3 separate regions of the Homo sapiens genome follow, and regions 2 and 3 are each linked to region 1. The links are chromatin loops, found by intact Hi-C in ENCODE. Cell type or tissue: Caco-2. All regions are shown on one strand.

The links. Peaks named below come from ENCODE experiments on the same cell type or tissue, not always from the same donor. Only the 100,000 strongest peaks of a DNase experiment are listed, where the experiment ranks them.
Region 2: it touches region 1 in a loop (7-fold over the local background); 10 of 110 quality-filtered maps call a loop at or near these places.
Region 3: it touches region 1 in a loop (4-fold over the local background); 10 of 110 quality-filtered maps call a loop at or near these places.

Annotation. Positions count from the first base shown.
Region 1 is chr11:96,242,390-96,244,889 of GRCh38, forward strand. All of the region lies in intron 1 of MAML2 (mastermind like transcriptional coactivator 2), which reads right to left. Among named protein-coding and RNA genes, the nearest start is that of MIR1260B, 98 kb to the right of the region's middle. RefSeq lists an enhancer at 1,158-1,307. In Caco-2, no CTCF peak of the experiment used is centred here; a DNase peak (open chromatin) is centred at 982; H3K4me3 peaks cover 1,701 bases.
Region 2 is chr11:95,847,996-95,850,495 of GRCh38, forward strand. MTMR2 (myotubularin related protein 2) reads right to left here. Exons shown (of 15, transcript NM_016156.6): 9 at 1,679-1,867. Among named protein-coding and RNA genes, the nearest start is that of CEP57, 59 kb to the left of the region's middle. In Caco-2, a CTCF peak has its summit at 1,247 (motif pointing right); a DNase peak (open chromatin) is centred at 1,266.
Region 3 is chr11:96,144,120-96,146,619 of GRCh38, forward strand. All of the region lies in intron 1 of MAML2 (mastermind like transcriptional coactivator 2), which reads right to left. Among named protein-coding and RNA genes, the nearest start is that of MIR1260B, 200 kb to the right of the region's middle. In Caco-2, no CTCF peak of the experiment used is centred here; a DNase peak (open chromatin) is centred at 1,470.

The DNA.
Region 1 (2,500 bases):
TCAGACTGAAAAATACTGGAGGAGTGGTGAGGGTGGATTTTAGTGACAAGATTTCCTTAAGGCTGTAAATAAACCAGATTCAGTAAGAGAAACAGAGATGGCAGTTTTCATCATAAAAGGGGGAAAACATTTTCCAGTTGAATTATAGGTACAGCACAAAACAGTTGTTCCGTTTTTAAAAACTTTAGTTTCTGCAGGCTGAAACAGAGCATTTCATTTGGCTCAGTTCATGAAAGCCATCTGCACCTGCTCACGAAACAGCTTAAAGAGAAAAAAAAAGTGTGCACCAAGGATTTTAACTTACACAGACAATAAGGGATAGACTCTGGCACTCAAGCACTGAAAAAGCAGGAGCATGATAAAGGGGAAAGGATCATAATTTTATGAAGTGCCAATAAATAATAACCCCAAATCAGCTTACAGCATCACTTAGGTTTACCTGTGGAAGCTACACTTGCCTGTTCTGGTTGCATGTTTAAAAGTTAAGCAATTAAACCTCAATTATATAGGTTTTTCTTTTATGTAGCCTAGGGTTGAATGCATTACTGGCAGGAAACTTTAGCTCATGAATTCAATCAAAAATCCTTTCATTTGTCAGAACTGCTTCCTGCTGCCTCCTTTAAACATCTGCTTCTCCAGTTCAGGGACACACACACACACACATACACATACACACACACCCCCTCTTTGTTAAAATAATAAGCAATCTACCAACTTCCCTTGCAAAAGTTACATTCTCTCTTACACACACACACACTTGTTCCCAGTAGAGTTTATTTAATGTGTCTTTTATAGCTTCCTTGTCCTTCTCTCTTCCTTTCCGCTTTTAAATTCTGGAAAACCTCAAGCTGACAAAAGAAGACATTTTAAAAATGCGAGGATAAGGCCCGGCCGGCCTCCAGACCAATGAGAAGGAAGCAGAGCAAGGAGGCGGGGGAGGCGGGGTTGGCTGTCGGGAATTGCCTGCACTCCTTAAACGGCAGGCACTTCCTGCTAGAGGAGGCCAGCTCTGAACAGACAGAAATCGGGTGGAAAGCTAGCAGGAGGCGTTGCTCAAGTTCAAAACAATCTGTGCGTGTCCAGGCACGCGCGGAGCCAGACCCCAGCCGCGCGGCTCAGACCTCGCGAGAGCCATCACCTGAGAAATCCACAGCCTTTTCTCATCAGGCTTAGACTGTTTTTCCCATACCTCCAAGAAGGAAGACCCACATGTTAAAACTATGAGAAAAGCTGAAAGTGCCTTCTGAACAGTCATCCTTCTTTTTCTTTTTTTTTTTTTTTTGAGACGGAGTCTCGCTTTGTCGCCCAGGCTGGAGTGCAGTGGCGCGATGTTGTCTCACTGCAAGCTCCGCCTCCCAGGTTCATGCCATTCTCCTGCCTCAGCCTTCCGAGTAGCTGGGACTACAGGCGCACGCCACCACGCCTGGCTAATTTTTTGTATTTTTAGTAGAGAAAGGGTTTCACCGTGTTAGTCAGGATGGTTTGTCGTGATCCGCCCATCTTGGCCTCCCAAAGTGCTGGGATTACTGGCGTGAGCCACCGCGCCCGGCCCAGTCATCCTTCTTTAACCACGACATAGGTACTCAGGTCCGCTGGCCTTCCTCTGCACTGATGGACTTTTCTTTGTGAAACTGATTCAGAGGCGGACCTCAAGTGGCTTATTCCTTCGCCTAAAAATCGTGCTGCTTTTTCCTCTAGTGAAGTCTGGAGTACAAATTAATAAAAACTTGGGGCTGTGCGGCCTAATGGCTCAAACCGTGTTCCAGATGTTTTGAAATATTATTACCCCTTTTGAGAGCCTCAGTGTCTCCCTGGAGGGTAAGACATCTGCCTTAAGGGCACTTACCAAGAAACTACAAACATTTGACTGCACACAACAATGGTATCTTAATAAGACAAGGTGCTTAATACAACTGGCTGCCCTATTATGACGTGTAAGAACGTTTTCATATGTAAGCTATGCTTGCAATTCTATAAGTAGATAAGGAAGCTTGTGGTTGTTACACTTCTAATATATGGATAGAAGAGCTTAAACTCTAATGATTAGAAAATTACTGGTATTCTGAAGTGTATTACAATCAATGCATTCATGATATCTACACGTTGTAATTATTCATCCTTAAATTAAAAATGGTTTATATGGTTATAGCCATATATATCGATTATTGTTTTATTATATTAATAATAGCTAACATTTCTGAGCACTATGTGCCAATTATAACACAAAGTTCTTTACATGCATTATTTCATTTCACCCCTACGACTCTACAGAACTATGATTACATTGAAGAAACAGAGGTTTGTATCATTCATTTGCTATAGGCCAGGGAGTGAGTTAACAAAGCTGTGACTTGAACCCAGCACCTGGACTCTCAGAGCAATCACACACTATTCAACCATCCACCCATTCATCCATCTATCCGTCTGTCTGTCCATCCATGCATCCAATCACCCACACACCCATGCCATCCAACATGAAATGTGTATTATTTGGAAAGAC
Region 2 (2,500 bases), 390 kb before region 1:
ACTGGAGACAAGGAAAACTCCACAGGAAAATGTGGATGGCTCAGGACAACTTATTTAGCACAACCACTCGCTTTCTTGTGTTCTTCTTTACAAAATGAATATATACGTAGTCTGACTTGCCCATATGGCCATTATTAAAATTAAATATGAAACACATAGGAAGGTATTTAAACACTGTAAAGCACTAAATTTTCCCAGCCCATACGCCAAGTCCTACCCAAACATAAGTTCTTACAGATGACTTCCTTTCATATATACTGAAATTACCAGACTGTAAGTTTCATGTGCTGAGACCACATGTCTGGTTCACCTATGCTTCTTCACCTCCCTGCCTCTTCACCTCATTTTAATCTTCATATCTGAGAAATAAACTCTTTGCAATCAAAATGACCTGCTTCTTTTTTAACCACATAATTCTCTTTAAATAAAAAGACAGAACAAGGATAAAAGCACAGAATGCTATCATCATCAATGTTCTCAAAGACTTAAATCTACATCTACAAAATAGAATGAGAAAATATTTGGTGTTCAAAATAAGCTATGGCTAGAAAGAAGAACCTTATTTTTCTGGACTTAATCTTTTTATATTTCATGAATAAAATATTCTATCTCCTACCTAACTCGTGTAAAATTATACTTCTTAGAGCCCTAATAGAAACAAATTAGGAAAATACTGGAGCAGTAAATTATACAAAATTAAGTGATTATATGACCCACACCTTTGAAACAACAAAACCACCAACTCATAACCAGCAACAAACTACTGAAAGAACAGAAGTTCAGCTTCCTTTCTGACACTGAGAGTCTGGGAAATCGTTTGGCACAATTATAGAATTTACAGTATTTCAAGGGATACCTGTTAAAGATTACTTCTGAAGAGTGGGAATAAGACAGGAACTTTCAATTCAAATTTGTTGCAACATTCTAGAAAGACAGCAGTGGTAACAACTATACAGAACCTGTCACCGAAACACATAGAATAAAAATGCCCTGGATTCAGGTAGTGGCATGGTTGTACAACTTTGTGAATATACTAAAAGCACTGAAATGTACACTTGAAAAGATGAGCGCTTTTCAGTAATGGTACCTGCTGCTGTAGTTATGTCTTCTCTCTCCTTCCCTCCTCCTATAGATTTGGTCAACTGAACCAAAATTTCAATTTCCACAATGCTAATATTTATTCTGCTGGAACAATCAGCTACAGCTAACTGCCAATTCTTCAGTCTGAATAACTTGTTCAGGTGGAGGACGGTCAGAAGAGGGCACCACTAGTCACCGAGAACACTAGTTCGCTATTCCTAGAGCAGTACTATACAGGGACTTCAGTGAGTCATAAGCTCAGTTAGTTGTCAACTTTGGAGAAGTGGGAAGCTAAGAATAACTGAACACCTAGTTATTATGTAAGTAAGCAAAAGTTTATGCATTATTTTTTATTAAATGATTTTTGCTCCCAAAACAACACTGTTAACTATTATTATTCTCATTTTTACCAATAAACAAATTGAGGTCTAAAGAGGTTAAATAACTAACTCAAAATCACACCATCAAGTTGAAGAGCCAAGACAAGAACCTATATGTTTACCACTGTAGAGCCTGAGCTCTTTTTACTACACTGTGGCCCTGCCAAACTCAGCTGATTCATGAAACCATAATTATAATTACTAAGAGACCATCTGACCTTGTTGGCAACAGCATTAACACTTGGCCGGGCATCAAATATAAAGATTTTGTGAGACTGGGCATTGGAATCCATGATAGCTTGAAGGTATTTTTCATCTTCTTTGCTTCGCTTTCCACTCACTCCAACCATGGGCTGGCTACACCGAGTGATTGTGGCTTGACTTTCAGGATGAATCCATGATAAAACCTTAATGAGGAAAAAATGGTAACACACCTTTTACATACTTCTCTGTTTATAATTCTCAAAAACAGTACTCAGTAAAGCTCTGCTTTCTAATTGGATCCAAAGCCTGGCCATGAAAGGACATCTGAGGCTGCTAAGAAAAATCATCACCTTTCCTTCAAGCCAATTCTGGGATGTGGAAAACTTGGTCTAATTCTTTAGTCAGATACTGATTTAGGAAAGTATTTGATTATTGGGAAATGTTATCTCCTGAAAAAAATACTGTGAAACAGGGCTAAGTAAACCCCACTTAATATATTAGTAAAACTGCTCAGTTCTAAAAGCCTTTAGAATCTATGAATTTTGTACCTAAAATTATTTAAGCTCATCTTTCTAAGATCCAGTTATAAATCTGTAAGGTGTTCTTTCTAGGACTTAAAAAAAAAAAAGAACATTTATCATCATGACTAAAGAATATACAATAAGATAAATAAATAGTGACTAATACACACAGCAAACTTTTTCAGTGAAGAATCATGCAATTCTGTGCAGTTATCTAATACCCATATCACACTCTCTGGAAGCCTCTTTAAGTCTTTCTTCCAGTTTTAACTTTACTAAATAAATCAATCTCCAATATCCCCATGAAAGACCTGC
Region 3 (2,500 bases), 98 kb before region 1:
TTTTATTCAGAGCTGGGAGTTCTCGTCTCAATTCTGCAGCCTAACTGATAAGACCTTTTACTAACCAGGTAAAACAATTAGCAACTGGGATCACATTGCTGGGAAGATGCTGAGTAACATTAATTAGAGTCTCAAAGGACTTTAAACAAATACGTACATCTAGAGAAGAATTTTTATAATGTAGTTAAGAATGCTTATTGAGAAAGAAACTCAGTGTCTATAATCCATTGCTGACTAGCATGCTTAGCTATGGTTAAATCTTCCAGTAAGCCAAGAATGAGGGGAGAAGAGGGAGGCAGGTTGGGACGAATAGAGTAAGTGGTAGAAGTGGGTTCTGTTCAACCATATGTAGAGGAATTAATCAGCTCTTTTTCATGGATTTAGGGCCCTCAATCCCTATATAATTCCTCAGATATTTGTGCTACCTGCCCCCTTCCCCTCCATGTAGCTGACCTTAGAAGATTAGAAGAGAGAGACCACTGGGCTTATTATCTGATGAATGGCTCTGTTTTTACTGTGAAATTATAGGAAGTGGTTTAAATTGAGAATAATAGAAACAGTAACAAATAATAAGAATACTTGCTATCCTGTGTTAGATCATCTGGCAGGCTATCTGATGAGAGATAGGGTTTCATCTCGGGAAGTTTTAGAAAAGAGGCCAGATATATACCAAGTACTACTCTAGGTATTTCACAGACATTTTGTTTCACTCTTATACAAATCCCGTGGAAGAGAAATGACTTTCCTCATTTTAGATTCTAGGGAGTGACAGGGGACAAGTCAAAGGTAATTTGGAGTGAAGGCTGCCCTGATCAACTTCCAATGCATTGGATTATTTTCATTTCATCATTTTCTCAGTGCTATGGAATCTTTGTGATCCATTAATAATATTAATAATAATCCCTACATTTGTATGGCATTTAATACTAATGGTTTTCAAGGAAGTTTCACATGCATTACCTCACTGGACTCTCAAAAACAAGTCTGTGGGTTGGGCAAACAGGAATTATTACCTTCATTTTAAAAATAGTGAAACTGAAGCTCAGAGAGGTGGCATGCTTTATTTAGGGCTAAGACCAGAGTCCAGCTTCTGTTAGAACTAAGCCTTGCTTCCTGTTTTCCCTTTGGAGACCTTGAGGAAGACCATGAGCCGCCAAATAGCTACCATGATATTGCTAAACCCTGTACCAACTCGTGGACAGTAGTCTCATTAAACGCTCAAGATCCTTGGATGGAGACCAAGAACTCTCTATCTCTGCAAAAATCTCTACAGAAACATTTTTCTCTTTACTCTGCCTCCTCATTTAAATGCTAAAATATTTACAGTGAGTGATAAGTCAGATAACATCATGCTGCCTTGTGAATTTTTAGGGAAAAGATGAAGAGCACATGATAAGGCTGGGAATTTTCAACTGCCTGGCACAGTGGAAGAAATATTTGTCTAGGTGTTAAGACGTGTGGGTTCTGGTCCTGTCTCTTTCACTTATTAGCTGTGTAACCTGTTACTTGTTGTGTTAAAATAAATCCTCTAACAGTTTCCTAAGTTATTAAAGGGACTGTCCTGATAAAATCATGATGTGTGAGGGCTTTTAAAAATTGTATACTTGTTCGGGCGTGGTGGCTCATGCTTGTAATCCCAGTACTTTGGGAGGCCAAGGCAGGCGGATCACCTGAGGTCAGGAGTTCGAGACCAGCCTGGCCAACATGGCGAAACCCCGTCTCTACTAAAAATACAAAAAATTAGCCGGGCATGGTGGTGGGTGCCTGTAATCCCAGCTACTAGGGAGGCTGAGGCAGGAGAATTGCTTGAACCTGGGAGGCGGAGGTTGCAGTGAACCAAGATCATGCCACCTCACTCCAGCCTGGGTGACAGAGCAAGACTCCGTCTCAAAAAAAAAAATTGTATACTTACACGTGTGTGTGCCACACACAAACATTGTGACATGCAGTATGATCACATAAAATATGGATGATTTTCAATCTACTCCTATAACCACAAAGTGAGGGAAAAGGTTTATATATCCATATCATTGTGGTAGCATGGTATCTTACATAAGAGCACCCTCAGGATATAATTTTTATAATATTATTGGTAGCAGGAGCTTAACTATTTGAAGGAAACCAGATAGGTTTCTTATAAGGAATTCCATCTCTTGGGATCCTTGAGCAGGCCATGAGATCTGGTAGGTTTTGACAAGAGAAAATGAGAAACCATGCTCAGGGCCAGTCTGGCTATATGTACTCACTACTTGCTCATAGTTGAAATGATTTTTAAGAATTGTATACAATATTGCTATTAGCAGTGAATCGGGGAGGCAGGACAGGGGACAAACCATGGGACTCAGAGTCAGAAAGGGCTGAGTCCAAATCTAAGATATATCACCTGCCAGCTGTTATGAGTCTGTTGTCTAACATTTTTGACCTTCAGCATCTTCAACTGTGTGAGCTGATCACACCATATCATAGTTTACTTTGAGGATTAGATGAAATCTCTGTGTAA